Regions from separate parts of the Homo sapiens genome. Here all the other regions are linked to region 1. Evidence: chromatin loops called from intact Hi-C (ENCODE). Cell type or tissue: CD4-positive, alpha-beta T cell. All regions are shown on one strand. Region 1 overlaps ARL8B (ARF like GTPase 8B). Region 2 has its middle 55 kb from the start of MIR4790. Region 3 has its middle 180 kb from the start of MIR4790. Region 4 overlaps EDEM1 (ER degradation enhancing alpha-mannosidase like protein 1).

What was found. A loop is a pair of places that touch in the nucleus more often than their neighbours do. Peaks named below come from ENCODE experiments on the same cell type or tissue, not always from the same donor. Only the 100,000 strongest peaks of a DNase experiment are listed, where the experiment ranks them.
Region 2: a loop joins it to region 1, with 8 times the contacts of the local background. A loop is called at or near these places in 12 of 110 quality-filtered maps.
Region 3: a loop joins it to region 1, with 2.5 times the contacts of the local background. A loop is called at or near these places in 6 of 110 quality-filtered maps.
Region 4: it touches region 1 in a loop (2.3-fold over the local background); 6 of 110 quality-filtered maps call a loop at or near these places.

What each region holds. Positions count from the first base shown.
Region 1 is chr3:5,132,449-5,140,448 of GRCh38, reverse strand. The region is part of intron 1 of ARL8B (ARF like GTPase 8B); the gene reads right to left. Among named protein-coding and RNA genes, the nearest start is that of ARL8B, 14 kb to the right of the region's middle. RefSeq lists an enhancer at 217-306 and a silencer at 3,531-3,825. In CD4-positive, alpha-beta T cell, a CTCF peak has its summit at 3,632 (motif pointing left); DNase peaks (open chromatin) are centred at 88, 668, 3,238 and 3,598; H3K27ac peaks cover 921 bases.
Region 2 is chr3:5,301,620-5,309,619 of GRCh38, reverse strand. It overlaps the pseudogene LOC124906205. Among named protein-coding and RNA genes, the nearest start is that of MIR4790, 55 kb to the right of the region's middle. In CD4-positive, alpha-beta T cell, a CTCF peak has its summit at 4,087 (motif pointing left); a DNase peak (open chromatin) is centred at 4,049.
Region 3 is chr3:5,423,267-5,431,266 of GRCh38, reverse strand. No RefSeq gene overlaps it. Among named protein-coding and RNA genes, the nearest start is that of MIR4790, 180 kb to the right of the region's middle. RefSeq lists enhancers at 1,921-2,000, 2,051-2,230. In CD4-positive, alpha-beta T cell, CTCF peaks have their summits at 4,495 and 4,695 (motif pointing left); a DNase peak (open chromatin) is centred at 4,746.
Region 4 is chr3:5,209,338-5,217,337 of GRCh38, reverse strand. EDEM1 (ER degradation enhancing alpha-mannosidase like protein 1) reads right to left here. Exons shown (of 12, transcript NM_014674.3): 9 at 7,090-7,163; 10 at 6,122-6,218; 11 at 3,816-4,019; 12 at 1-1,509. The coding sequence ends at 1,420. Among named protein-coding and RNA genes, the nearest start is that of EDEM1, 26 kb to the right of the region's middle. RefSeq lists an enhancer at 3,453-3,954. In CD4-positive, alpha-beta T cell, no CTCF peak of the experiment used is centred here; no DNase peak of the experiment used is centred here.

The sequences.
Region 1 (8,000 bases):
GGCCTCACAATCACGGCACAAGATGAAGAAAGAGTAAAGGGGCTTCTTACATGGTGGTGGGCTAGAGAGAAGTGAGAGCCATGCAAAAGGGGTTTCCCCTTACCACAAAACCAACAGATCTTGTGAGACTTATTCACTACCTCAAAAAACAGTATGGGGAAAATCGTCCCCATGATTCAGTTATCTCCCACCGGGTCCCTCCCACAACATGTGGGAATTATGGGAGCTACAATTCAAGATGAGATTTGGGTGAGGACCCAGCAAAACCATACCAGAAGACTTTGTTCCCTAAGAACCAACAGGAGAGCATTATTTTTAAACACTGCCACACACGCTCCCCAAAGTGAGGAACAAAAACTAATCACATCTTGGAGGCAGAGCTTACAGTGAGCAGAGATGGTGCCACTGCACTCCAGCCTGGGCGACACAGCAAGACTCCGTCTCAAAAAAAAAAAAAAAAACAAAACTAATCACATCTTGTGTAGTGAGAAGCTATCCTGACCATTGCTACCCCTGAAAGAACATAACAGAAAGACCTATGAGCCCTGCAAGCCTTGCACTGCATACTGCCCTAATTTCTTTCAGACAGGATACCCTGCAGGAATTGAACTGACTCATTCAGAATTCCCAGGTCCAACATCATCCAGTAACTACTTCTGCTTCCCGTTCAGTTTCATTTCTCTAAGGGAAGTTACATAGGAGTTTTTCTGGGCCATGAAGAAATACAGCTGATGACAAGCACTCTACAATATTCTGGGTCTGCCTCATTCTACTTCCAGGGAAATAAACTCCACTGCTTACTGAAACTGCAGTATCCATCAGTGGCCATTTAGGTCTGCAACTAAACAAATGTCAAAGATGTTACTGAGAAGTTACCCAGAAACACTTGTCTGCAAGGCTCCTAATGACACTCAGATCCATTGTATTAGAATAAAAAAACTTATAAATGTGACCAAGGATTATAGCATATAATGCCAGGTGACAACATCTCCATAACCCCTTATCAGCTCTTTTCTACCTGGAAGATAAATGAAGCCCCTAAAATTCTGTTCCACAGGTACATCATAAGATAAATAGGCAATCCTCCCATTAAAGACTATCTTTAAAGACTGCTAGCCTAGGCATAGTAGAGGCAAGAAAATGTTTACAAATACTATTTTGCCTGTTAGACTCTGGAGGAAGCAAACCATGGCACCTGTCATTGGATACATTAAAGCCAAGATTGTAACTTCTTAGTCCTTTAGTGCCTACTTTTAACATTTTTCTGCCTCACAATTTTGCAACTTCATCTCCCAAACTAATAGTATCATATGGATTGTCTCATGTTCCCTTCTACTGTAAAAAAATTCAGTAACAATTTTTTAAAATATTATTAATAATTCCCTAAAATCATTTTAAACTACAGTGTATGGAATCTTTTAGCTGTCTGCTTATATATCAGTAGAGACATCTGTTTCTCAAGTGATCCTGGCAGTACAGTGGTGTGGCTGCAGAGAATGCCATGGGCTGAATACATTCTTTCACCGGCTCCTCCACACTGCAGCTCTCTCTGGGTATTACTGAAGAAACAGTAAGCACTGTAAAGCCACTCCATTAGTCCAGTCAGTGCTTTCGACATTGTTTCACAGTGAAACTCAACTCTTAAAATGATGGACAGTCATAAAATACTAAGTCACTGTACATTTCTCAGGTTCCAAACTGCAGTGCCTTCTAGATAGTAAAATCATTATTTATTCAGTAGCTGCCTAAAATTCCACTTACTATCATCAGGGTGGGGAGTGTGGCAGGTGCAGTAAGCGCAGTAAGAAGTTGGAGTGACAGGAATGCTTTTCAATCACATGTGATGACTGCATCAACAACACATCCTTATTAGCTAAGCCATATGTAATTGGCTTATACTATTTAAAAATAATAATGATAATAGCTCAGCATTACTCATTTTACTCTGGCCTCGTATTACAGAAAAGAAAACTTGAGGTCAAGGTCACAAGGTCACATACACACAGCTAAATAGTGGCAAAACTGGAATTTGAACCTAAGTTTAAACTTAAAAGCCCTAAAAGTGATTTTCCACTTTAGTGTAATGCCTCAGGCATTTGGCAGTTATTTGTTGGCAAATGAACGAGAGTCATTATTTGTACAAAAGCTTGAAGTCAATGTTAGACTGCTGAACAACAAAATACAAACTCCATGATAAATTGAGAGGTTGTAAATAGATGCTCTGCTAGTCTTCTACTCTGGTGAAAAAAAAAAAAAAACTTAGAGCAATCACCATCTCTTCCACCAAGCCAAAACTATTAACTACAACCAAATTTATCAGCAGAAGAAAAACCCAAATAAACCAGTAAATTTTTCACCAAGTTGCCCCTAACATCCTAGCACATCTAGGATGGGTTATGGCACCGAAAAAAAAAAAAATCCCCAACAACAACAACAAAAACCTCTCATTTTAGTTTCTCTCTCAAAATGACAGAAAACCTTCAAGAATCAGAAACCATTAAAATATAATAATAGTGAGCAAAGAAAGAAGATTTAAAAAGAAGAATCAGAATCAGAAACCAGGCTAGGCACAGTGGCTCGTGCCTGTAATCCTAGCACTTTGGGAGGCTGAGGTGGGAGATTACTTGAGGCCGGGAGTTTGAACCAGCCTGGGCAACACAGTGAGATCCTGTCGCCACAAAAAATAAAAAGTTTTTAAAAATTAAAAAAAGGGCTGGGCATGGTGGCTCACGCCTGTAATCCCAACACTTTGGGAGGCCAAGGCGGGTGGATCATTTGAGATCAGGAGTTGAGACCAGCCTGATCAACATGGTGAAACCCTGTCTCTACTAAAAATACAAAAATTACCCAGGCATGGTGGTGCATGCCTGTAGTCCCAGCTACTTGGGAGGCTGAGGCAGGAGAATTGCTTGAACCCAGGAAGCAGAGGTTTGCAGTGAGCCAAGATCAAACTACTGAACTCCAGCCTGGGTGATAGAGTGAGACTCCATCTCAAAAAAAAAAAAAAAAAAGAGAAAATTAAAAACTGGTCCCTTGTGCCCAGTACACTTCTACTCTGAAACTCAGGAACTTTCATTACCTTCTGAAATTGAATTCCCACTCAGTGCTCACGTGAAAGGTGAGGGGGTTCCACTTCATCTAGCATCTAGTAGAGCACATGATCCTGCCCTAACCCCCGAATATCACATCAACCTACCACCTAAGGAGTACTCATTCTATGCCAGTCACTGTGCCAACTGTCTTACCTCACCATGAGCTCATGGGGCAAGTATTCTCATGCCCAAATCCCCAATGAGGAAACTGAAGCTTTGAGGAGGTCACAGAATTCTGGCATATCCAGAATTTAAATTTAGGCCTGCCTGATCCCACATACTTAAACATTACCCTATACTGTTTTACTCTATTTAAGTCAACAATTACAGAGCAGTAGGCACACTGCTTCATTTAAAGGCCATAAATATTGAAAGGTTGTTGTCTGAAGGTAGAGACCAATGAACAGATAATTTGCACAGATAAATATAATTTTGATCAAGTGCTGTGAGGAGACGAGTTAGGGCAAAGTTTTACAGACCTGGGACCTGAACGATGAGTAAGACAGTGCCATCTAGGGGGAAAGGAGTACCAGCGGACAAAAACAAGCATCACAGGCAAAGAAAATCAATTGGTATCTTGGGCGTCTCAGTCTCTCCATCATTACCACAATCTAACATTTACTTCAAAGGCCTACTTCCTCTATCCTTCTGCCCACAGCCATTCTGCTGTAATTTCACTAGCTAATTTAAATCCCCTTTCCAAATCCTGCCAGAATAAATACTAAAATTTGTAAGTGTTCCTAGGAAAGATAACATAGGGTAGTACTAACAGCTAGTAGAGTAGACTTAAAACACTTGGCACAAAGAGCCAAAGAAAGCAAAAAATGCACATGGAACACTATAAAGTCATGCCCAGCTTCCAAACTAATTTCAGTGACAGGAGGCGGAAGAATTAGATTTATCAGGAGTCAAAGCAAGACCCTAAAGGATGTGTAAAAATGGAACCCAGATTCCTCATAACTCATCTATTTTATGGAACAGTACACTTCAGACTGAATTGGAATTGAATTTCAGACCCAAATGACAATTAACTGTGTCACTTAATCTTTGTTTATCTTACATAAATCAGTAAATGTCTACTTAAAGCAAGAGGGCCAAAAGAATAATATAATGCCTTACGTGAAAACATTTTATAAAATAATCAAGTTCACTTGAACCCAGGAGGCAGAGGCTGCGGTGAGCCAAGATCACGCCACTACACTCCAGCCTGCAACAGAACAAGACCCCATCTCAAAAATATACATAATAATAAAAATAATAATAATAATAGGCCAGGCGTGATGGCTCACGCCTATAATCCCAGCACTTTGGGAGGCCGAGGCGGGTGGACTGCCTGAGCTCAGGAGTTCGACATCAGCCTGGGCAACATGGTGAAACCCCGTCTCTACTAAAATACAAAAAAATTAGCCACGCGGGGCAGCATGTGCCTGTAATCCCAGCTACTCGAGAGGCTGAGACAGGAGAATCGCGTGAACCTGGGAGGTGGAGGTTGCAGTGAGCCAACATCGCGCCACTGCACTCCAGCCTGGGCGACAGAGTGAGACCCTGTCTCAAAATAATAATAATAATAATAATAATAATAATAATAATAATAATAATAGGCCAGGTGCGGTGGCTCACGCCTGTAATCCTAGCACTTTAGGAGGCCGAGGCAGGCAGATCACAACGTCAGGAGTTTGAGACCAGCCTGGACAATATGGTGAAACTCCGTCTCTACCAAAAATACAAAAAGTAGCTGAGCATGGTGGCGTGCACCTGTAATCTCAGCTACTTGGGAGGCTGAGGCAGGAGAATCGTTTGAACCTGGGAGGTGGAGGTTGCAGTAAGCCGAGATGGCACCACTGCACTCCAGCCTGGGCGACAGAGCGAGAATCCATCTCAAAAAAATAATAATAATAGTAATAATTAAGTGAGCCAGGAACAATGGCTCACACCTGCAATCTCAGCACTTAGGGAGGCTGAGGCAGAGAATTATTTGAACCCAGAAGGCAGAGGTTGCAGTGAGCCAAGACTGCACTCCAGTCTGGGCAACAGAATGAGACTGTCTCAAAAAAAAATAAATAAATAAAAAGATCAGATGTGTTTCATTAATTAAATGAAATAATTTTTACTGAACGTTCTTTGTATTGGAAATGGGAGGAAAGGATGATTACATAAAATAGGATGTCTAGGAACTATATGTTAACTAGCCTAAAGAATAACATAGTAGGCCAGGCGCAGTGGCTCATGGCTGTAATCCCAACACTTTGGGAGGCTGAGGTGGGCAGATCAGCTGAGGTCAAGAGTTTGAAACCAGCCTGGCCAACATGGCGAAACCCTGTGTCTACCAAAAACACAAAGATTAGCCAAGCGTGGTGGTGTGTGCCGGCAGTCCCAGCTACTCTGGGAGGTGAAGGCACAAGAATCGCATGAACCTGGGAGGCGGAGGTTGCAGTGAGCTGAGATCATGCCACTGTACTCCAGCCTGGGAGACAGAGCGAGACTCCATCTCAACAAAAAGAATGACATAGTGAAGGTGGAACAGCCATTTCCTAACTTGTTTTATGGTAATGTCCGCATGTTCCAAAATGAACTGCTATCTGTGAGCACTATAAATCCATTATTAGACTGCTCTAAATGAGTCTCTAAGCAGATATCAAAGAACCTAACTGGGCTATGAGGACCAAGGATCACACTTTGTCTTTTCAACCACACAGTAAAATGATCAGTAATGTAATCTGAGTAGAAGAAAAATGATACTCTAACACTATCTACGTGTTTACCTGGCACCAAAGAAAAATCCCAACTTAAATGTCAAGAAATCAAATATCCTTTAGATTTAAAGCACACAAATCACACCTAGAAAATTTTCTCTTCAGTAGAAAGTCACTATACAAACCTAAGCCAGGCACTTTCCAGAAACAGAAAAATTACTCTTCGAATTCGACAGCAAAGGCTTCCCAGCCTGCAAACGAATCTGACCCACTCTGAATATACAGCCTTCATCCCAGCTATTAAAGACCTCTTCTGGGCAGACTGCATTCTGGCCACAGATTCATGTACATAAATACACAAATAAATCAAGATAGCCCAACAGCAATCCTGAGGAGTGGAGAACATTCTGCCTAGTCCTTGTGTCCGAAACATTGGCAAAACGAGTCATCAGCAGGGTACGGTAAGTGACAGCAATCAGTAGAAATAAAAGATCCTACAACCCACTCTTTTGAAGAGAAACTAGGAATGGATCTCAACTACTTCCTGTATCTCTTATACTCCTGAAGACAAAATTAGGAATTGGATGAAATGTTAATTCTCAGTTTTTGTGCCACTGAACTTAAATATAGCATTCATAGCCTGTCATTTCCAACCAGCCATCCCTTTATATCATTAATTATGTAACACTTTTTTTTCCAGGGGTGTGGGGTGTGCTGTGCAGTGCAGGGGAGACCTGGTCTCACTCTGTCGCCCAGGCTGGAATGCAGTGGCACCATCATGGCTCACTGCAGCCTCCTGGACTCAAGCCATCCCCTTACCACCTATGCCTCCCCGGCAGCTAGGACCACAGACACGCAGCAGCACATCCAGCTAATTTTTTTTATTTTTTTATTTTTTGTAGAGACCAGAGTTTCACTATGTTGCCTAAGCTGGCCTTGAACTCCTGAGCTCAAAGGATCCACACCCTTCTCAGCCTCCCAAAGTGCTGGGGTTACTGGCATGAGCCACCACGCCCCAGCCTGTAATACAATTTATACTCAAATCATCCCTTTTTCTTCTAAACCCATTCTTTCTTCCCCACCCTGTAACTGCTGTTTGCTGATGGTACAACCATATTCCCCACCATTCAATCAAATCTTTAAAAGGGTCTTTGCAAATTCCCCTTTGTCCTGTACCTCTGACTTAATTGCTAAATTGTACTCATCCTATTTCCATAATAATGCGTACCTTTCCCCTCCTCCCCAACTGTCTCCCTCAATGTCTCTCAACCAGACCTCTGTAATAACCTTGTAACCAATTTCCTTGCGGATGGTCTCTATATTGCTGCTAAATTAATCCTTCGGAAACACAGGTCTTATCTTATTCCTCTGAATTAAAACCTTCAGTGGCCCTCCATGCCTAATGTCACACTCAGTCAAGGCCCTGTGGGAGCTGACTGATCTACTTTTCCAGCCTTTGTTTCTTTTTCCTTCACTAAGGTTATGCCTAAACCAACAAAAAAATTTCTTTCCCTCAGCTGTGCCTTTGCTTTTCCCACTGTTCCTGCTTGAATATCTTTTTTCCCCACATGATATCGGCAGTTCCACAAGGGCAAGAACATTGTCTGCTTTGCTCCCCATTATATTTATGCTGCCCAAAACACTGCTTGACATATTTGTTGAATAAATGAAATTCCTCTACTCTTATAACCCAGCTCAAAAGCCATTCCTGCCACTGTCCAACCAAAACTCAGCAAACAGCCTTACTAAATAAAACTCCTCCAATGTCTTAATGGGGTGGGTCAGGGGAGAATTCCAATAGCATTTTGTATCTTAAGGCACTTAATATTCCTCTCCTATACATGGCACATACCCGACCATAAATGACCTTGTCTGGTACATTTATAAGTTATCTATCACAATGCCTTGCACCTAGTTTAAACATGCATGGAGTAGGTATACTTTGCTGTTATTATTCATTCATTCATTCATTCAGTATTTAAAGAGCTTGTCATGTGGCAGGGACTGTTCTTAGCAATGGGGTACAGCATTGTAAAATATGATAAAGTCTTGGCTCTGTGAAAAGGGACAGACTATTAGAAACAAGAGAACAAGATAATTTCTGATGGTTAAAAATAATGAGAGGAGCCGGGCGCAGTGGCTCACGCCTGTAATCCCAGCACTTTGGGAGGCCGAAGCAGGTGGATCACCTAAGGTGAGGAGTTCAAGGCCAGCC
Region 2 (8,000 bases), 170 kb before region 1:
GATATATACATCCTCTGCCCACTCTTTCACTTGCCCATGGCAATTGGCTCTTGAATTTTTATCTGGCGGAAAGACCCACCATGGTGCTATGTTCTGTTCAAAGATGTTTCCCTCGAGGTCCTGGTAGTTCTTGTTATAATTTGACATCAAAAAATAAATAACAAAGAATTACTCAGCAGGCTTAGGAATCCTATCCACCTCAGCTGAGCTCCAAATCATGCCAAGAATCTAAAAGGTCTGACAGAGCTCCCAGCATATTCTTCAGGGGAACTAAATGAAGTATACCACACACATGCCAGTGGCCAGGCTCACGGAGAGCAGCGCTGTCATGGCTCATCTGCCAAAGGCAGGAAAAAAGGGCTGGATGTAGATTTCAAGATCAAGTGCTGCTCATGGAACTGAACTCTGAAGATATTCCTGGGGGCAGCCAGGAGAACAGGTCTAAGGTAATCATATTTTCCCAGACTGCAAATTAGGACACACAAGCACAGAAGAGAATGTTTCTTTTTTGTTTTGGTGTATGTGTGTATTGATTCTATGTATCTAAAGAAGCCAGTAAAATTTAGAATTAACCTCAAATTGTTGGATTTTCCAGGACCTTGGAAAGGCTTGGTTTCTGGGAGATAAATGGAAAGTACATCTTTAAACAGGGTTGTCTAAAAAAAAAAAAAATGCTATTTTTGCATCCCTGTGCCTACCTTTAACTCAGTTCCTAAAAGAGACCCAAAGATTTACACTTTGATCCAGGTGCAGTGGCTCATGCCTGTAATCCCAGCACTTTGGGAGCCCGAGGCAAGTGGATCACCTGAGGTCAGGAGTTCAAGACCAGCCTGGCCAACATGACAAAACCCGAAACCCCATCTCTACTAAATACAAAAATTAGCTGGGTGTGGTGGCACGCACCTGTAATCCCAGATACTCAGGAGGCTGAGGCAGGAGAATTGCTTGAACCTGGGAGGTGGAGGTTGCAGTGAGCCGAGACTGAAACATCGCACTCAAGCCTGGGCAACAGGGCAAGACGCCATCTCAAAAAGAAAAAAAAAAAAAGGATTTCCACTTTGTGCAAAGAAACTTTCAATGGTTCAACTTGCCTGCAAACTACACTGGAAAAATTTTAGGCCAAAATTGAGGACTCTTTCTACCCTACAAACCTAACTTTATCCCCTTTTTCAAACTGTATTAGTCAGCATAGACTAGGCTTATGCTGCAGTAGCAAATAAACCTCAGATCACAGCCTATTCACTTGGTATATTTCTTGCTTAAACTACACATCCAGCAGAAATGCCCAGGGTGCCCTGCATCACAGATGTACTCAGGGACTCTGGCCGGCAAAGGTTCCGTGACCTCGTCGTGGCACATCTAGAACACAAATCTGCCCACTTGGTTGACACTGCAACGAAAGGGGCTGGAAAATTGTGGACAAGTTTTTCAATGCCTGATCCCAGAAGTGATGCGTGTCCCTTCAGGTCATGCTTCTTCGGCCTGTAGTAATCATGTGGCCTCGCCTACCTGCACGGAGGGCTGGGACATGGAGAAGGAGCGATGCAATATGGAGTGAGACTTCTTGGCAGCGCCCTGCAAACCCTCCAGCCTTCAAGAAGAATTGACTACTTATTTAAAAGCCCCTTAGAATCAGGCAGAACTAGGCTCAGCTCCCAGCTCCTCCACTTAATTCCTGGCATGACTTTTGACTATCTAAACCTTCTAAGCCACAGTTTCTTCGTGTATGGAATGGAGGAATAATAATAATACATATGCCATCAAGTTACTGTTAGAATTAAATGAGCAGATTTATGTAAAGTGCTCAGAACGGTGTCTGATACATAGTGAGTCCTCAATACATGGTATTTATGATGATGAAAATGAAGAACATGATGATGATGATGCTATTCTATTCCATAATCATAGCACCTTTAGGAATTTGTTGCCTGAGCCTTTCTGATGTCCATGTCCTCAGTACTAACATAGTATCTGGCCTGCAATAGATACTCAGAAATGTTAAACTTTTGTTGAACTTAGCTGACATGTTGACTTAGCTGACATCTCAATACTTCTTGAGTATTCTCCCCTCTAAGCCATAGTTCTTTTGCTCTTGCTATTTCCCTCAACCAGAATGCCCTGCTAACATCTCTCTGCCTTTTCTTTCTGTCTTTCTTTCTGTCTTTTTTGAGACAGGGTCTTGCTCTGTTCCCCAGGCTGGATGATACAATTATCACAGTTCACAGTAGCCTTGACCTCCCAGGCTCAAGTGATCCACCCCTCTCAGAATCCCAAGTAGCCGGGACTACAGGAGTACACTACTGCACCCAGCTAATTTTTGTTTTGTTTTGTTTTTGTAGAGATGTGTTTTTGCCATATTGCCCAGGCTGGTCTCGAACTCCTAGGCTCAAGCAATCCATCCACCTCAGCCTCCCAAAGTGCTGATATTACAGGCGTGAGCTACCGTGCCTGACTATCTCTCTACCTTTACAGTGCTGCTCCTCCTTCAGTCCTTCTCCACCACAAAGCTTCAACGAGTGACATTAGTCCTGCAGGCCCCTATTTCCCTTTCCTCAGAAGTTCTACTTCTTTTCTTGTCAATAATGGCCCTGATTATTTGACTATCTCACATTCAACATCTTGGTCCTCCAACAAGAATCTAGGCCTCTTAGAAGTAGAGACTGCATATTTTGGACTCCCAGTAACAATTCATAACAATAACAATAATAATAAATATTATTCTTTAGCATCTATAAGCCAATGACTATATGACAGCATTTCTCAAACTTTAGCATGCCTCAGAGTCACTGGGAGGGCTTATTAATACACAGATTGCTGGCCAGGTGCAGTGGCTCACGCCTGTAATCCTAGCACTTTGGGAGGCCAAAGCAGGTGGATTGCCTGAGGTCAGGAGTTCGAGACCAGCCTGGGCACCATGGTAAAACCCCGTGTACGCTAAAAATACAAAAAATTAGCCGGACACGGTGGTGTGTGCCTATAATCCCAGCTACTCGGGAGGCTGAGGCACAAGAATCGCTTGAATCTGGGAGGTGGAGGTTGCAGTGAGCTGAGATTGCGCCACTGCGCTCCAATCTGGGCGACAGAGCGAGGCTGCGTCTCAAAAAAAAAAAAAAACAACAACACACACACACACACACACACACACACACATACACACACAGATTGCTAGGCCCAACCCCCCAGAGTTACTGATTCAGTAGATCTGGGGTGGGACCTGAGAATCTGCATTTCTTTTTTTTTCTCCCCCTCCTATTGTAAGAATTTGCCTTTCTAAGGTGTTACTAGGTGATGCTGATGCTGATCAGCTGGTCCAGTGACTACACTTTGAGAACCACTGTTCTACACGATGTTTTACATTTGACATTATATTTAATCCTCACAACCAGCCTTTAAGGCAGACCATGCTTCCTCATAGAGAGTTGAAGAACAACTCTCTATGAAGTTGAAGAAGCTCAAATCGCACGGCCAGGTTCACCCTGCTGGGAAGCAGCATATGCCAGATTGTGACTCAACCCTGGCCAAACCTTCGCTCTAAACCATTAGGATAATTGTGGATATTGATTATATTGTAACATACAACAGTTTATTACTGATTTAAATAAAATGTCAACCTTCCCTTTTCATGAAAATTCGAATCAAATTCTAATGCCCAGGAACATTAGTGTATGCATCACTCTTAAGGAAGTTTGCTCCAGCTCAGAATAAATATGAATATCTTTCCCAATAACTGAAGCCCTAAACCAGAAGCAGAATCACAGTAGCAGGGAAGACACAATAGCCACAAGCACTGCCCCAGGCGAGTGACTGACTTCAGGCCCTATCCTCTTTGAGACGATGGCTGAGTCCTTCCTGTGGGACTCCCAACTTTCCTTGGTGTTTGCCTTTTATGCTCCAGTTGACATTTTGACTATTTCCTAAGACATTTGGTAAATACAGAAATAAACTGAAAGAGTACAGCACTTCCTCAGAGTAGCATCTGGATAGGTTTAAGCACCCAGAAAAATCCTGGGAGACCAAGCGTCTTTTCGTGTGACCATGTTGCCCTCTAGGGGCCGTTCTTTTCCAGACACTGTTGCTTCTCTGCCCAGTAAACTCTTCTGAAGTTCGAAGATGGGCAACCGCATACTCATGGGGCAGTGAGATTTGGGGGAGATCTGTCTGTTGAGAACAGGGAAAGAGAGACCAGAAGTGACCTGTATGACCCTCCACCACTTCCAAACCCCTTTTCCTACAGGAAGCCAAGAGTCCTAGAGTGTCTATCCTTGTCTAGTCTAATCATTGGGCCACACCTAGAAATCATGCTCAAGGACATGGCAGACAAAGGCAAATAGAGATGCATGAGACATGTGAAAAAGAATGATCAAGATGGTAAAAAAGACTCAAGACCAGGGAGCACATAGTTATAGGAATGGATAATATTTAGCCAGGAGAAGAGAAGACTTGGAACATTGCAAAGCCTCCAAATATCTCAGTGGTTGGCGGCATTTCCAAAATCCTGTTCTGCAAGAAGTGAACCAGTATTTTACGAAGAAGGTTCTGAGGACAAATACATTTAAGGAACACGGATTTCGTCAATGCACGACCTTTTAATACACTCTAAGCCTTGTCAGTCTCTAAGGGGACAAAGAGTACAGTGTGTTTGCCAAAGTTATTTGGCCAGAAATTCTTTTCCCCTAGGAATGCCTTGCAACTTGTCACGGGGCACTGGTTTTCATAGAAAACACTTGGGGGTCATTAACATCCACATTTGTCCAGGACAAAAGGAGGACGTTCGTTTTCCTAGATCCAAATTCAGACAGACTTGAAAATAACTGTGCTAAGGCTTGTTCTGCACAGCCCCAAGGTCTATAGTAATACTGTAAATTGGCATAACACTTTACAGGTTACAATGCACCCCTTTTACGTTCTCTCATTTCATCCTCACAGCAATTAGGAGAGCATGCCACCCTGCCACCCTGCATCCCTGGGTTTAATTGAACAAACTGAGGCTCAGATAAACTAAGTGACTTGTCAAAGGACATGTGACTAGTAAATAACAGACCTGAGCCTAGAATTAAAGTCATCTCACTCCCACTTGACTGGTTGTTTTTTTTTTGTTTGTTTTTTTTGTTTTTGTTTTTTTTGTTTTTGTTTTTTTTTGTTTTTGTCTCCTGAGCCAAAGGAAAGTTGAATCTAGCAAATTCCACATCCTGGAAATATTTAAGAACTGACCGAAGTCTACTTCATAGCCATAAAACCACTCCCTTTTTTAAGTTCTTAACTTCCTGTACTAAGTTCATCTCATTTATTTCTCCCAAAACAATTCTCTGAGGTATAAGTTATATTACACATGTTTTGGGATGGGGAAATTGAGGCTCAGGAAAGTCAAGTGACCTGCCCTAGGTCATATAGTCAGATCTCCTTGACTCTGAAGCTCTAAGTATCACAAGGAGATTCGTGATGTCTGAAGTGTAAGTGCTCTTGGAGAGTCTATATCTTACGATAGATTTTTCACTGCTGGTACCCCTGCCCCCATCCCCTCCTTCAGCCTTAACAGTAGGTTCATTTGTTCAAGCAAAATGCCGGCCAGAAACAAACAGTACCAATATCCCTAATTATTTCCCCAAGGTGGTTTGACAAGAGTGTGGTTTCCCATATAACTCTGTTTTTGTAATTTATGAACACATTAAGGATACTTTTTATTTTGGGGCTTGGATACAGAAGGAAGGACCTGCTTCTTCTAGGAAAATACTGACAGCAGCGAAACCCTTAATATTCATAGGTTTTGTTAAAAAGAGACATTCTGTCAACCCCTTCTCATTATAATCTGAGGTGTTAATTAGTTTTATAGTTTTGTTATTACCTATGCTTCTCACTTCTTCATCTGCTTTGTAAAAATTAAAATAAGGAGACCAAAAAACTTCCAAACATTTTAACAACAAAAGTTTGGGGAACAGGCAGAAAGACGTGATTAAAGATTACAGCCCGTTTGGATTTCGTCCTACAAAACAGAAGAAATTCTCATGACTTAAAGGTAACCTTGAAACAGTAACCACTGAAAATCATTTGAATGAGTAAGTCTTTATCCCTCATCTTTCCTTGTACAGGAATATCAAATGTGTCATTTCAAACAGCGGGTAGAGCTCCAAACTCAGAAACAGCACACCTAGCTAGGGATGCTTTGCTTAATCCCTGTGTTAGTTTTCCTAGGGCTACGATAACAAAATACCACAGACTGCGTGGCTTAAACAGAAGTGTATTTATTTCCTCACAATTCTGGAGGATAGATTGTCCAAGACCAAGGCGTCAGCAGGGTTAGTTTCTCCTGAGGTCTCTCTCCTTTGCTTGCAGATGGCCCTCTTCTCTTTGTCTTTCCAAGGTCTTACCTCTGTGGCTGTGTGCGAATCTTTTCTTATAAGGATACCAGTCATATTGCATTAGGGACCACCCATATTACTTCATTTCACCTTAATTATCTCTTCAAAGGCCCTAACTCCAAACACAGAAACATTCTGAGGCACCGGGGGTTAATACTTCAACATATGAATTTGGGGGAATATAATACAGCCCAAAAGAATCCCCAATATTTATTCAGCACCAACTATGTATGCGAGCCTGGAGATACAATGAAGAGCAAAATTGGCAAAGACCCTGCTCTCTTGGATCCTACATTTTGGTGGGTAATGTAACAAGAATCTCTGATAGGTACTTGGTGGGGGTAATAGTCCTAATCTTAGTCATAGACAAAGTTGTAGTCACAGTCAAAGCCATAGTTCAAGTCATGCGGGTAGTCTTTTATCAGTGTTATCTTTATTGGAAAGCCACGGCCCTGGGAGTGGGAGAGTTTCTCAGCTTTTCATTCACTACCAATGCCTAAAGGACAGGCTGATGATGACCTGGTTGTGCACCCAAGCTGGCACCTCTGAAAGCACACCTGGACCATGAAGATGTTTTCTATTTTGTTTCTTCTCTGAAGCAAGATGGACATTCCACCCTGACGCATGATTTCTGCTCTAAGGCTGTTTTTGCACGGGTGGGCTAGCGAGACCCTAGATATCAAGAAGTGTCTAAAATAGCAATGAATTGGGAGTCACTAATCCTACATCCAAATCCCACCTCTGATACTAATTTATTGACGTTGTGCAAGTTGCTTCACTTCAGGCCTGAATTTCCTTACTCATAAATAAGAAGATTAAATTATATCAATTGTTTCAAGCTGTGCTCTGAGACAAATGTATACACTGTCCATGTGCAGAAACTGCACAACGCCACACAGCAGTCCTGCTCTTCAGGAACCCAGGGGTTCCACAGATATAAGGTAGGGAAGGTGGAGGGATGGGAAGCCAATCTGCTGCCTCCACTTCAATCACAGCAGTTCTACTTTTTATCCTTCTATCTTGCCCTTCTGCATAACATTTTGTGAAGTCTTTGAAGCTCAAAGATTCTGAAAACCATTAATGACTCAAAGGCTGATTCCATTGCTAATATCCTGTGATGATGACTCTATGTCCTGTAAAAAGAACTCCCGGGGATGGGGCATTCCCAGCAGCCACTCTGGGTTTAGGGCCAGAGACTGTGCTTCCTTCTCACTAGACCCCACTCTCTCTGGGATGGGTGACCTGATTGTATTCAGGAGGTTAGAAAGTGTGTCACATTGCCCAGAGACGTCAGGGGTGGGGGCAGGGAATATCGCACTCCTGTCTAGGAAAATTTCATTCCATTTGGTGGCTTAGGCTTTTCAAGCAGTTATAGAATCCCCCCTCATTAAGCCTTCTAAATTTATTCCTCTTGTTCATCACTCAGAGCCGCATGACACTTGGTGCTGTCACAGCCTGTCGGAATTGAGGAATCCCACGTTGCTGTTTATTTTTAGCTTCACTTGCTTACATTTTAATTTCAGACTCTGCAGGGAGTTTTCTCTCCTTCACAGTCTTAAATTGGTAAGAAGATCCGGGTCTTTAGGCACAAGGTTTTAAGTCTACCAGTGTCTCTGAGTGAGACCCTGTGGTTGATACATGACA
Region 3 (8,000 bases), 290 kb before region 1:
CATGCATCCTCACAGGTTCTGTTTGAATGACATTCTCCCTTGAAAGGCTCCTTCATCCTCCTCCTGGGCTCAACTCAGCATTCAGCAGCCTGTGTTCCTGTAAAACTTCGTGTCTCTACTAATGTTTGTCAAGGTATATCATAATTCATTATTTTATATCTGTTTGCTCCTACCAGGCTCCAGGTTCCTTAGGGGCTAATAGGGTTGGGCTGTGCATCCCCACCCAAATCTCATCTCAAATTATAATCCCATTTCAGGGGAGGGGCCTGGTGGGAGATGACTGAATCACAGGGGCAGGTTTCCCTGCTGCTGTTCTCATGATAGTGAAAGAGTTCTCACAAGATCTGATATAGTTTAAAATTGTGGCACTTCTCCCTTCACTGTCTCTCTGCTGCCACCATGTAAGACATGCCTTGCTTCCCCTTTGCCTTCTTATTGTAAGTTTCCTGAGGCCTCCCCAGCCATGGAAAACTGTGAGTCTTTTATTTATAAATTACCCAGTCTTAGGGAGTTCTTTACAGCGCATGAAAATGGACTAATACAGGGGCACAGAGACTATAAGCACTCAGCACCGAGCAGGTACTCAATAAATGTTTAATTGAATTGAACAAAAGGAGAGTCATAGCAGAGGGACAAATTAAATCAGAATGACAGTATTCTAAACAATAAGATAGACCATTTATAAGCAGAAAGATGTTCATTAAGAAGTGTTTATAAAATATGATCTTAAATAAATGTACACATATATGCAGTAAAAGATAATAAGCAACCACATTTTAACAGTGAACTGACTTTTGGTTTATCTATATTTTCTAATTTTCCTGGCCATTAAAGCATATTAACTATATAATATAAAAGTTAAGTGGATCTTTAAGAACAATGTAAGCTCTATTATTGAAAAGCGAGGGTCAGGCCAGTGACAACTAGCAGATCTGCAGGTTAGACAAGGAGGCCAATGAGCAATCAAATACTCAGGGCCCACAGAGGAGATGACTTTGAAATGGAGGCAGCTTCTGTCTTGGATACAAACCTTCATTTCCATCCTATGATGAATCCATCCTATGAGAGCAGAAGCCAGTGACTGGTTCTCAGAGTGAGACCATCTGGGACTATGTGGGAGCTAGTCTATTAGGTTAGGGACATGGTAAGAGCCAGGCTGAAGGGGACTGGGGAGACAGGAGATGAGGGTGTGGATCCTCACTGCTTCCTGGCTCTTGGTTTCCTGGTCTTGTTCCCACCTTTCTCATAAGCAGCCCCACCTTACAAACTGAGTTCTTGATTGTGTGCAGAGCATCAAATAAACAAAGGGTGGGAGCTGAAATAATCCAATCCCCAATGATCCACTTCTCTATCTCTTAAAACACTGGAATATCAAATGAGAAAGGCCTTTAGTGATCATCTTCTTCAAATGTCTGGTTTTACAGATAGGAAATATCAAACATCAAAGAAGAGAAACATTTTTAACCCAAAGTGGTTATTTGCTTTCAATTAACATGCCAAGTTGGTTAGATAGGGGGTAGCTGCTGGAAGTGCTATTAGAAAATATCTCTGACTCCACAATCAGGCCCAACTGTGAAGAGAGTTGAGTTGATTAGTAATGTCTGCCCAGGGCAATGGACAGGGCATAGGTGGCCCACAAGCAGTCCTCTCCTTAAGCCCTCAGCAGCAGCAGCAGGAAAATCTAGTACTTGTAATAGAAGCCACACATGGAAGGAAATGGCACCATACACAAATTTTCTAACTTAATAGAAAGCTGATGCTTTGAAAGATGACATGATATGCTCAAAGTAATTTAAATGGCAAGCAATAGAATACGGATTCCAATTCAAGTCAGCCTGCTCCTAAAACCCAAGCTCTTGACCATTATGCTATAGGATCCTCCTTGGCAACTGTCCCTTTTACATTAGCCCTTGATGCACCTTGCTCAGCTCTCACAGCTCTTCTAAAATAGCCTTAAGACTCATCTACTTCTGATTTCACTAGCCAGTGCTGTTTGCTTCACACACAAGGACCAGATGTCCCAAATCAATCTTCTTTCAGGTCGAAAGTTTGCCATTTTCTGAACCTTTACCACAGAACCTCTTTTACATGTCATTTGGTTCCAGCCCTTCCTCCTAACCTGCTTGATTTATTCACATGGGGAAGAATGACTCACAAGTTGCACGCAGACAAACCCAGCTGTGTACCAGAGATAATTATTTCAGAGTAATTAAAATGAGCTATGGGCTGCCAAACTGAACACCAGAACGTGATTCTGCACTTTCTCTCTTATCTGCCTAGTCCGTTTTCTTCTGTCAAAGGGACTGCTTGCTAGGATGGGGGCTCCCCAGCCCTAATACATTAATCATCACACTTCAACTGGCTTATTAAGGGATCGTCTCTACACAGAAGACTTCCTACAGCTCGACAAAACTGTAGTCTGAAATCAGAGGGCTCCAAGGTGACCACTTACGCCACTTGCTGTTGGTGAGCTCCCCCATCATCTGTCCCAATCTGACACCAGAGTGTCACAGGACAGTAGGAACGGTGGGAGAAAAGGAAAAAAGCAGCTGGGACAAAAGGGAGGAGCTGGATCTCAATGCAGCTGCCCCTCCACCCTAAACCATTGCACTGACGTTCTATAGCATGGGTTTTAGCTCCTCCATATAATGACCTTGAGTTCCACTCTGTCTTTAGGTCCCCTCAAGCAGAGCTGAGATGGAGATGTTTGTGCAAGTGATTTACTGAGGAACTGCTCTCAGGGAAACCTACAGGGGTGTGAGAAAGATGGGTTAGGGCAGAGGAGCATCAAGGCAAACCATACCTCCAGAAAGCTCTCAGCCTGGTGCCATGAGGGCTCAGAAACGTATATAGTTTGTATCGCAGAGTTGGAACCACCAAATAGCAAGGGAAGCGAGTTACTGTACTCTTCCAGGGTCAAGAAGCAGCAAGGATTCACTCTCCTTTCCTGTCTCTCCAGTCCCCTCCAGCCTAACTCTCTTACCATGCCCCTAGCCTAACAGACTAGCCACCACATAGTCCCAGTTCTTCCCATTCTGAGAACCAGTCACTGCTATACTCTTCAGTCATTACCAAGGGCCACCTCTGTGTCTGCGGGGCAGAAGGTGGACTATCTCCTGGCCTGGCACTCCCATGAGCCAAGAACCACCCTTGGAAAAGAAAGGTAGGAGTGAATCGTTAGCAGGCAACACCCACAGCAGCTGGGAGAGGGGAACGCCAATAAGGTAACAAGGAACTGAGTGGGACACTAACAGTGCCTGCTAAACTCTCTTAAATTGTTTTACTTCATTTAGACTAAGAACACTGAACTTGCAAAGGATCTCAAGTCAGGAGTCCTGAACCTGGGGTCTATGGCCCCCAAAATATCCATGCTTGACCTCGGGGATTATGGGATCCCACTAATTAGAGGATTATGGTTTGCAAAATGTGCATAAACATCATTGACACGGGACAAGGGACACAGGTCTCATTTGATTGTCTGTAAAGTAGATGACCCTCTTGGATTCAGAAATTTTCCTCTGAATTTCTTCACAGCAAGGGCAGCTATAACCAGCCTCCTCCATGCAGCTTTCCCTGATTCTTCCTAGTAAAAGTGAATTGCTCCTTTTTTTTTTTTTTTACCTGGAGTGTACCTCAGAGGCATATCTGGGGGCATGGGCAGTAGACACTACCTTACATATTCCAAAAGTAGCAACTTTTTAAATTTGAAGATGGTGATGACAATGATTAAAGCTAAAGTTTATTAAGTACTTGCCATTGTCCAGTTGTCATTCCAAATGTTTGCATGTACCATCTCATTTAATTTTCAAGCAGGAATGGTTATCCTTGGAAGAAGGAATGGTTATCTCATTCTCTCATATAAGAAAACTGAGACATTATGTAACTTGCCCAACTTCCAAAAGCTCGGAAGCAGTAGAATCAGAATCCGAGCTCACGCAGCCTGACTCCAGAGCTGCAAGGATGTTAGAGGAAGCCATGTAAAAATCAGCAGCTGAAGCATCAGGGCTCAGACTCAGAGCAGGGAAGAAGACACACAGAGGACTGGGGGCCTTTTAATGCTCCTGTTTCCCCACGACCGATGGCACAGGCTGTGCCCTTGGGACACAAGTACTCAAACTGCTTATAAGCGAATAAATTAAACAGTTTAATGAGATAAATTGAGTAGACAAGTACCTAGCTCAGTTCCTAGCACCTGGTAGGAGCTCAGTAAATGGTTAGCTTACCTTCTATTTAAAGAAAGAAAGCTACTTTTATCCCTTTTCCCCCAGATACTTCACAGTGTCTCAAAAAACTATGTTAGGTACAAAACTACTGAATTGAATTAAATGGGTGTCAGAAAGAGGAGGATTGCAAAATTCAAATCAGATAGTAGGAGAGTATTGAGGAAGGAAAGAAGAAACGAGAGAAAAAAGGAAAGAAGGGAAAGGAGAAGCCAAACTTCTATTGCGAGAGATATACCCAGCACGTCCAAGTCAGCGAGATGCCGCTGACACACATCTGCAATTTGATTTGAAAGAGCCCAGTGTAACTTGCATCTGTAATTGGATTTTCCTGTGCATGCCCAGAGCGGAAAGGGAAAATGCTCACCTGAATTGGAAAGACACTGAATGAGAATGCATATTCATCTTGCCCCTCTCCAAGCCAGTACTCCCACTCCCTGTTTTTTCCAGACACTTCTCCATAGCATTTTATCACGCGCTCCTTTAATCAGTCAACACCACAGCGCCACCTACCGTCCCTGGATGCACACGGGTGAGGTAGGCCTCGGCTTGGACCTGAGGGAGATTGTAACGTGCTAGACTAGGGCCCATTCATCAGTCCTGTGACAAGCCTGGCTACAACGAAATTGCCACTCAGCATTTCCAGTGGCAGACTCGCTCCCCTCCCCTTCTCGATGCCAGGCTCTTTCTCTCCACCGAAGCATTTTCTCACCGAGTAAATGGGTAATTCAAAGAAAAGGAAAGTCTCCCAGGAAATTCGACATGGTGCTGGACTGGTCACGGATTTTCTCGTGCTATGACTAGGAGGATTTGTGGCTACAAGGAAAAAATGCTCAATAGAGCTAATCACTCCGGCAAGTGGGAAGCGACCCGGTAGGCTGACATGCACGTCTGACTGGCAACTATTGAAAGATTTCATTTGGTTTCAAGCTCTAAAACTATACCAACAATTACAAAATGAGTTTTCTGAATGCATGGTGCTTGCTTGAGCAGGCTAAGTAAACTGCTCTTCAGTTACCCCAGCTGGGTTCAGTGTCTTCTCAGGGAGCTGCCCACAGGCACCTGCAAAACATGTCAACCACCACGACTGACAGTACCACCGGCCAGTCATACAAATGGCGTTGTGTCTGAGATCTCCCCGCTTCTCAGCCCAAGTCCACCTTGTCCATTCTGCTGTGCAATGCTGAAACTGTTTCCCAAGCACCCTCATTAATTGACTTCCAGTTAGATTCTGTAGTGGGAGATACTGGAGGAAATAGGAAGGAGGGAAAGTGACTTTCTTGTGTTTTCAGCTCATCCTGGCCTTGCTGCAACCCATCAGATAGCTCCTGCATCTTTCAGTATTCAGGGCATTTGCCCCTCAATGTCCTACCCTGGGGCCCCTGAGCCAGCTAAGTACCAAACATACGGCAAGCTCCCAGAGACTGGCCACCAGCCCTGCGTACGGCAGCAAGCTTCTCTGCCCCACTCAGCACCTGGATTTCTGTAACATCATGTTGTCCCGAGGGTGGTGACTGCTCCCTCAGTGATTCCTGTGCCGCTTCAATGTCTGCTTTTTATCTTTTCCGTCTTCCCACACCATGTAACCAACTCCCTTGATTGTTTCCCCTCAGCTGGAGATTTCTGGACTGGTTTTGATTTCTTGACTTTATACAGCAGATACTGTGCACAGACAGTCAAGGGTATAAACAGTGAAATGTTTTTGAGAGATCAAGAACTGGTTTATGAGTCCTATATGCTTTTTTTTCAGGATGCCTGTTAAGAGCAGGCAGATAGAGGCCAGGCACAGTGGCTCACCCCTGTAATCCCGGCACTTTGGGAGGCCAAGGTGGGCAGATCACCTGAGGTCAGGAGTTCAAGACCAGCCTGACCAACATGGAGAAACCCCATCTCTATTAAAAATACAAAATTAGCCAGGCATGGTGGCACATGCCTGTAATCCCAGCTACTTGGGAGGCTGAGGCAGCAGAATCACTTTAACCTGGGAGGTGGAGGTTGCAGTGAGCCAAGATCACGCCACTGCAGTCCAGCCTGGGCAACAAGAGCAAAATCTCTGTCTCAAAACAAAGAGGAGGCAGCTGGGAGCCAGACAGATGGGTGGGGAGGTGTCTTTAAACCCTGACTACGCCACTTACTATTTGTAGAACCTTAGACAAGTTACATGATCAAATGGCCTCAGTTTTTCTCATCTGTAAGATGGGGATAGTCATGACACCCAATGCAATGAGTGTAAGGAAAATTCCAGGTTCTGGGTTTATTCAGAAAACTACTACCCTGAACAGTCTGCGAATCCTTGAGCTGATAACAGAGATTAAATTCCAATCGAGAGAAGTCTCATGCAGGAGAGCTGCAATGGGCAAGGCAGGGACCTGACTGACAATAATAGCTACATTTTGTCTCTGCCTAGTATATGCTAAATGCTTTATATGCACTGACTCTCTTAACTGGGACAACCAACATGTAAGATGGATAGTATTGTCTCCAATAAACAGATAAGGAAACCAGAGCTCGAAATGGATAAAACACACACACACCTCAAATCACACCAGTAAGGAGTTGGCTAATCCCCAGCCCCAGTCTGGCTAAGTAGTTCCAGAGCCCATGCTCTTAACCATGAAGCTGCCTAGTAGAAGAATTGATAAGGTCACAAGCTAAGAAAGTAAGGAGAATGGAGCAAGGACAGATACGTGGAAGCCATGCACGAAACAAAAATAGCAAACAGGGAACGTACTTAGTACATTTCTTTTTTGTACACCTCAGGACAGAGGTTCCTGCATGAAGGCATCATGTAAGACCAGGTTGCAGGGATGTCCTGGCAAATATCGAATCACTTAACTATTATAGGCTCAAAGGCTTTGAACCCCTAGGGTCCTCTCAGAATTTTGAGCTTTGAAGAATTCCAATATTAAGGAAGCCCACTGAGAAAATTGGCTCCCATGAGACTCTCCCCACCAGGCACTCAGTAGCCAGTTCCACACAGACCACCAATAACTGATTCCAGCAGTGAAAGCAGGTGCTGGGTCTTATGCATAGAGAACATAGCAGTGTGGTGCCATATGTATGTGAAAGTAGGTTGTAATAAGTCCACACAAATCACTGGGTTCAGTGCATGCGTGCTAGAAATAAGCTTTTCATCTACAAGAAAATCATTGATCATTGCTAATAAAATAAGTAAGCACTTCCTGTATCATAATCAACTCTGCCAAGGCTCAGCCCAGTGGGGCCCATCAGAAGCTTTGTAATAAGAATGAAAAGTTACAGAAGCCTTAAACAATAGAGCAGCTGAGAAAAGGCCCCACTGGACTTGGGCGGTGCCAGAAATCCTGGCACAGTGAAATAGGGAACTGGAGGGAGGGTTCATGAGATAGTCAAAAACATCTTGGTTGCCTGCCTGCATTTGCTGGAAGGGACTGTTTTACAAAATGCTCACCGCAAAAATCACTGTCAAAGAAAACTCCCACTCCTACCCACCCACCCACTTAGTGGAAAGAACTTCTAGGCACTGGTGGTGAACAAAGCCACAAGAAAGATCACAAAGGTGGAAGATGATCCCCCAACCCAGAACACCAGAAAGGATTTTTATGTGATAGCAGTCAACATTCCTAACCCTAACCAATACACCACATGTCCCAGGCAGAGCAAGTCCCAACTTTAGTTCTTCTCTGCAGAAAGTAGCAACAGGGACACAAAGCAAACAGCAGGGTGGGTCTGGGGACTTCCTTCTGGAGCTTCCTCTGGGTTATGTTGGGTCATCAGGGGTGACCACAGCTTGGCAATAGC
Region 4 (8,000 bases), 77 kb before region 1:
CACCCATGACGCTTCATGGAAGCCAGACTAAGAGTCAACCCTGCTGCACTGTGTAAGAGTAGCAGGTGTGTATCAGTGTGAGTTCAAAGAGAGATGTTCTGGCTAAGAAAATAATAACAAAAAAACAAAGGCATTTTAGCACAACTTCCTCCTTCTACATGCTTACTTTTACAGGATGAAAGGCAAAGACTGGCCAAGCAATTTCCATCCCCCTTTCACCACGGTCTCACCATGTGGCTAAACAGGCCTCCTGAAACCATAGCAGTAGCTGCGACATCCAGTGCCCCAAACCAAAACCAATATAAGGCACTAATCTAAAGCCTGTATTACACAGAGAAATGGCTCAAGGATGCTAAAAGTCATGTGATCATTTCTTTCTCCCTGATTTAGCTAATTGGCACTAGACACAGAAAACAGAAACAAAACAGAACTCTAACCCAAATATGGTCAGAAGTGAGAATCCTTGCTTAGGAAATATGAGAAAGATGGAAGCTCAGACAATCTTAGGTATTGTTCTCTCCCTAAAAGGCACCTGATTCTGGAACTATGGGAGTTCCTCAGGTAAGTTCATATTCAAAATGCAAAATACCACCCAAAAGATGTCAGTTAACCTCTTAGACCATAACATAATAACCTAAGAGACTATCTGTTAAGAATTCTGGTTAAGACCATTCTTCTTAAGCAAATAATTTGTAACACTGTAAAGATTACTTGAGGCAAACATGAAAAACTGGATGACTTTTTCTCCCATGTGATCCAAAATCACGGTTGGATATCAGGGGAAGACCCCAATTATCTAACAACAGAAAGGATGACATTTTCAATGCAATTAAATAGGGATACCAAATGAACCATGGGCCCTTTTGCAGAAATTTCATTCTCAATCCTCTAACAAAGAAGTAGCTAGCCAGGTACAGTGGTGCTCACCTGTAATCCCAGCTACTCGGGAGGCTGAGGCAGAAGGATCACTTGAGCCCAGGTAACCCTGTCCCAAAAAAATATCAAGACCCTGTCTCAAAAAAATAAAATATAATAAAAAAAATTTTTTAAAGACATAGCAATACTCCAGTATAGCAGGTGCCAGCAAAGTGAAGAGACTTAGGTTCTGAAGTATAAAGCTGTGAACATCAATCCAAAGATGCCCCATCTATTGTGCTTATAACATCAACATGTCATAAGAGGGCAATTTCCATGTATCTTCTCACTTCAAATTATATCCTTAACAGGGCATTTTATTGAACAGGAGAGAAACACTGAAGTGTGCAAGGATTAACCAGACGTGGTGAGGTGTTGCACAGAAATTCCTACACCACCATGGACAGCAAGACTTCTGTCCCCTTTCATTTCAGACTGGACTTTGGCATGGTCTGGGTTTGGTCGTTAAGGTCTGGTTCAAGATGAGGCCTCACAGAGAGCAGATCAAATCAAACCAACCATCTGGTCAATCTGTCGCATGTAGATGCTCTTTAAGGGCAGGGAGTACCTCCTCTCATCAGGTACACGATTGCACTAGAAAGACAAAAACGAGGGAAAATTAAAAACTCATATGTTGCTCTCTCAGGAAATGTGACTGGATGACTTAATCCAGGGTTTCTCAGCCTGTGAACTACTGACGTTTGGAAGTAACTGTTGTGGAAGCTGCCTGTACACTGCAGGACGGTCAGCAGCACCCCTTGCCTCTCCCACTAGGTGCCAGTGGCAACTCCTACGCCTCAGCTGTGAAAATCAAAAACGTCTCCAGACGCTGTTCCAATGTTCCCTGAGGAGCAAAATCACCCTCAGGTGAAGACCAGTGACATAATTTAACATCCTCACTCACTTTATAAAGAAATGGCAGATCCAGGGAAGCTAAAAGGCATCGCAGCAACTGCTTCGTGGCCAGGACTGAAAGCCACATCCCTGGGGTCCTTAGTCCGCCCAGAATTTCAGAAAACATTTCTGCTACTTGAAAATACTGTGTTTTTCTGAGCTATGTTTTTCTCATTCACAACTCACTAAACTCTAAATGCTTAAGACTATTTCTTTAATTAAAACCCCCCCACCCCCACCACTTTTTTTCCTCAAAGCAGATGCACATCTTGAGAACTAACCAACTGTGACATCCCTGGAAGCAGTTGTCTAAATACATTCATTATCTGCTTCATCTCCAAAGAAACATTTTCCCCACGCTTTGTAGTAAGTTGAACTTACTACACCCTGCTCCTCATCCCTGGCAAGATCAAGACTGGCCGGTCCTTCCATTGGTCCCGACTGCCCCCACCAGCCCACATCTCTGTGCTTTTGCAGGTGCTACTGCTTCTGCCTGAACACCCTTTCTGGGATACCCCTTTTCATCCTTCAAGGATCTCCAGCAAGTGACCTCCTCAGGGAATCCTGCCTTGATTTTCTCTGGAGATTACTCCCTACCCTCTGTGTTTCAACAGCACTACAGACAAACGCCTAGGATGGAAGTGGATTCCCCACTAGGCCATGCTCCTATCCAGAACCGGGAGCCCTTCTGAGGGCCTGAATCCCTGGTGCCTGGAATCATGGGATCAGATCTATTAGTGAGTATGGCAGGTCAGAGATGTCTCCTTCCTAAAAGAGAAGACACTGCCTGGGTCCAAATCCTGGCTCCACTGTGGGACCTGAACCTCTCTGTGCCTCCCTTTCTTCAGCTGTAAAATGGAGATGTTAAAAGTAACCACCCCTCACAGGGCTGTTGTTAGAAGTAAACAGATTAATGTACGTAAGCGTTTAGAATGGTGCAAAGGCTAACCCTGGTATGTGTTTGCAAATGCTGGCTGTTATTAACTCTTCCCCCTCTCACCCTCCTTCCCCTTCCTCCCGATTATGCTTTGTCCACTCAATCAGCGCTCCATGACTGATGGAAATGGGGGCGGGGGTGGTTATCTACACTCTGGCCTATCGATTTACTTCATAGACTGATGGTGAAGACCTTCACTGGGGCATTAACGGAAAAGCACTGAAGCACAGTCGGCGATGAGAGGGCACCCCTAATGCCAAGGCAACCCATCTGTGGGGAGGCTGCCGAACTCCTGACCACCAAGGCCCTGGGGGATAACAAGATTTGAAATTTTGACTGACCTACATTTCCCTATCCTCACTTCCAAATCATCCTATTTGATTCAAATCAACACAACTACCTGATACTTTCACTAGGGATGCAAGGACTTCCATTTCCAAATTTTTCCTGCTGCTTCTCAGGACAATCTAGGCATGTGGAGTAAAGCCCCACTTTAAATGAATGTGGGTGTTTGCTGCACTTCGAAGAGCATCTTCATTGGGACCATCGTGACCATCACTGCTTTTTTTCCCTTCTGCTGCTGGTAAATGATTTTGCTGAATGTCTTCCATTTGCCCCTCCAGGTCCACTGATGGATCATATCAACAGGCTCCCTCGGCCTCCAGCTTCTGCCCCAGGCAGCCAAGAAGATGCTCCAGCAGGCAACTGGGGGAGCGGGGAGGGGTCACATGTTGACTCTGCCGGCTCCCTCCAGGCAAGGCCTTGAAAGTCAGATCTGAGCCGTGGCTCCTGCTGAGTGCTCGCTCCTCCCACAAGGCTCCCCCCTTCCAGGATCCTGTAGCCACTCTCCCCACCAGCACCTGCAGCCAGCAGTGATGATGCCACCGCTGCTCCTGCGGTTTCCCTATACCCTGACAACAGCTATGTAAATGGTGTCTTTAGGAGGTGTTTTCAAATCTCCCAATCTGCATACACCATCAATTTTCTGTCAGGAAGTCTGAACAACTAAGCAATTCATAGTATCTTCTCTTCCTCTATATGCAAATCACCCCTGGAAAAAGCAACTCACGTTGGAGCTGGAGTTGATGACTTTTAACTCATGAGGTTTCGGCCTGTGCACAGACTTTCCCCCTTGGTCCTGCCCTCCCTCTTCAGAGAAGAATTCCTTCCATGGCAATTCCCGAAGATGCTCATCCACAGATACAATGTGTCCCTCTGTTGTGAACATGTATCTGGTTCCAGACTTGTGTACTGGATTGTCTTCATCAAACAGCTAGAGGGAACGGAGAAAAAGATACAACCAATAATTGTAGCACACTGGGAACTGAATCATGGGGGCGTGTCCCAGCTACTCAGGGAGTAGAATTTGCTTGGGCCTCATGCTTCTCAGTGACAACTGGGTGAAAAGGAATTGACTGACAACTGTGGTGCCCAACCCAGGCTGCAAGGCAGAATCACCTGCTTCATCTAAACTCAGATGCCCAGACCTGCCTCTCCCCTACACATACCCTGCCCAGACGCAGAGACTCAGAAATTCTGAAACTAAGGCCCAAGCACAGGTAGTCTATAAAAGTTCACTGGATGATTTCCATGTGCTACCTAAGAGTTCTCCTGCTGGAATTCTAGAACTACACCCAACCTCACACACACCTAGACCCTGAACTGTAAATGCTGACAGGGAGGGACCAAGTTTTATCCACCACCATTTCCCCAGGGCCTAGCACAGAGCCCAACACATCTGCCAACATTCACTTCACTTCTTGCACAACAAGGGTTGGGCTCTGAAGACGCAATGGACACAAGGCACAGTCCTTTCCCTCAATGGTGCATGTGACACGGAACGAAAGAGCATCTAGAAAGAACATCTAACCCAATATGGGATGCAACAGTGCAGGAGAAGGCAAGTGTTCTGTGAATGTTGAATGAATGAATACCTAGAAACTCTTTGAAACTTTATTGGTCACCTAAACTATTTCAAGATGAGGAAAAATGAGATTCAGTGCAGCTTGTCAATGTTTACACAGTAACAAGAGAAGAACAGGGTAGACCACAGGTTTTCCTCTCCCCAGACTCTAGGTTCTTTCAGCTAGCACACCCTCCAGGGTCACCTTCCTTTTACTCTAAAACTCGCCCTGTTAACGTCCTTCTGACACCAGTGGCTGCTGGATGGAAATATGTAGCTAGGCTCTGACCAGCCTGATTTAGCAGAACTGAGCCACCTGCAAGGAGAGCAAGAACCACTGCACACACAGGAATCGACAGCAGGACAGCTGTCTTCCCACTGGACAGATCACATGGGCTGCTGGTGGACATACCTCTGCAGTCATCTGTGAAAAGACCCCAGACAGAGAAGAGTATCGTCTTAATGGATTAGACCAGCAGCTCCAAAACCTGGCTCATGTGAAACCACTGGAGGCACTTGTCAAAATGACAGATTTCTGAGCCCGCTTATTCTGAAGATTCTGACTTAATATGGCTGTCATCTTAGCAAGGGCCCCAGGGTGATTTGGACCCAGCTAGCCCCAGGCCTAGGAACCACGGAACTAGATAAACACAATTTATCACAGCTGCTTCTATCTCTGACCCTCTGCCCAAGTTCTCAGTTGCCATGCTATCTTCTAACCTGGAAATCCTGCCCTCTGTTTCTATGTGGCCATACTGAGGAAAGTGGCAGGGGGCACGAGAGTGGCTGTATGCACGAGGCAGAGCGGTGAGATGGAAAGAGCACCAGACAGGGAGTCAGGACCACAGTTCACACCTCAGCTCTGCCACAGCCATCGCCATACTTTGAGCAAGTCGCCTGACCTCTGTGTAGGCTGTAGTTCTTGTGAGGGAAATGATGAACATATGAACATTAGGTAATACCAAAGGGTTCGTCCAGGTCCAGAAATTCTCTCTCTCTACACACACACACACACACACACACACACACACACACTCACTCACTCATGTGCCTGAGGATGTGTGTATGGACAGAGACAAGGCTGAGCTGCAGGTCTTGGCTAAGATCACATACATCAAGAGAAGTGAGAAGCCATTATGAACACAGCTCTCTTCCTCAGAGGCGTCTTCCCCGACCACCTGTAGTTAGATACAGAACTAACACTGGTTCTGTATCAATCGTTACCAGGATTTCCCACAGTTTGTAATCATAAGTTCAGTTCTTGGTTTACTTGACAAATGACTTTTCAACAAGGTTGGAAACCATGAAAGAAGATAGTAATATCCTTTGGTTCTGACAGCGTTTGCATCCTGGGAATGCACAATGTCCAGCACATAGCTTTAGCCAGTAAGTACCTGTCAGATGGAAGACTATGCGAATGCTTGCTCTAAGCAATACTAAATATTCCTGGGTTCATCTTGCAACACACATACCAGATACAAATATTTACAGGTCTCACTGAGAAAGAAGCTCTCCATCCGGTCTTCTGTGGACTTGTCAATGACGTGATGCAGCGTGGCGTACCCACACCTACAAAACAATCATCTGGTCAGTCCTGCCTCTCTTCCTTCCCACCTGCTGATTCACTTAAGAAGCAGAAACATTCTCTTATCAGAATAATCAACCAGTCATCCAACACCATATGAAACTATGTTTACATTGAGGGGCTCTCCTTTTTTATAGCCTGGGTTGTTTGCAAATTTACTTAGCAAGTGCTTTTGGCTGCTAAATTATCAGGTGAGTTAGAGGGTGTGGGCGTGGTGGCGGGGTGCTGGCCAGAAGCATAACGTGGCACCAGGAAAATGACCGGCAACAAATGTAAAAGGACTAATTTAAATTTCTAGTCCTAATACTTGTAGAATTGACTTATTATTGAGAATTGACTTATTATTTGAGTATTGACTTATTATTTAAGATAGTACTTAAAAAAAAAAACTTACAGCAGGTAAAAAAAAGCATGTCACAAAATTGAAATATAGAGTATGTTTCTTATATATACATATATACACACATCATATATAAAAATATTTAAAAGATTATAAGTACATACATTTCAATACTGACTACAGTTTTCTCTGTATGTGGAGATTACAGTGATAATATTCTACTGCTTTATATTTTCTGTACTCCCTAAACATTTTAGCGTATATGTTATTATATAACTAGGGGAAAGAAGTTAGAATGAACACCCATAATCTGCTAGAACCTCACGGAAAAGAAAGGGCAGTTCTCAGTACAATGGAAAGGTTCTACTACACCAAAAGGTAAGCAATTTCCCTGTAAATGTAACATTAATGACCTGGTTCTATAAATTAAAATGCAAACTAGGATATTTCCCCAAAACAATTTGAAATAAATTAAAAGTGGCTGACAGAAAAAGGTAGGAACTTAGAAAACTGACTTGACTTTTGTGTACTTTTCCAGACTCTGCAGAATATCCATTCCTACATGGAGGTAGAAGGGATTCTTGGTTGCCTAGAGAGAACACGAGAGAATGTGATCCAGCATGGGCTTGGAAGACATGCCATCGACAAACATCATGGTGACTGCGGGGCTTCCCCATGGAGACGAGTCGCCAGCCAAAGGAAGAAACAGGGCCCAGGTCATTTATCTTGCAGGGTCACAATGGTTAGAGGACTAAGGTACTCCGTCAGTTCACATCAAAGAGTACCTGTGATTTGGTTAACTTTAGCCAGGGGTAAGACCATCTGTTCCAGGGTAGAACAATAGTCTACTTTGGTTGCCATCATGATTAGAAACAAAACAATGCCCACGCTGACAGCACCATATCTGAGAACAAATCCAATTTCTATCTTGCCTCAGAACTCTCCAGAAACTTAAGACACAGGCACAGGAAAGAGGACCTTGCCGCCATTCCAGTTATGGCACCATGAGGAAAGGCTGATGGGAACAAGACTTTCCGAAGTATGAAAGGAGGCCGCCACCCTTTCCTTTCTAATCACCCTGAGAAATCAGTCCTCAGTTGCCTACTCTTCTCACACATACTCTTAGATGGTTTTACTAGAGAAAAACTTCTCTGGGAAGATAAGCCTTTATCCAACAAACAGTTTAAAAGTTGGGGATCTTTAATTCATGCCTAGTGCCAGATTGCAGCAACAAACAACAAGGTTAGCAGTCTCCAGATTAAAAGTGCACAGGGTGTGGCTTCGGAGGGTAAAGCTGAAGAGTGCAAGACATCTCTGTCAACGTGAAGGAGAAACGGAAAACATGAAAGAAGCAGTGACAGAAACAAAGAGGAGTAAGCTCACAGGCCACAGGACTAAGCTTAAGAGAAGAAATCAGCCAGTAACC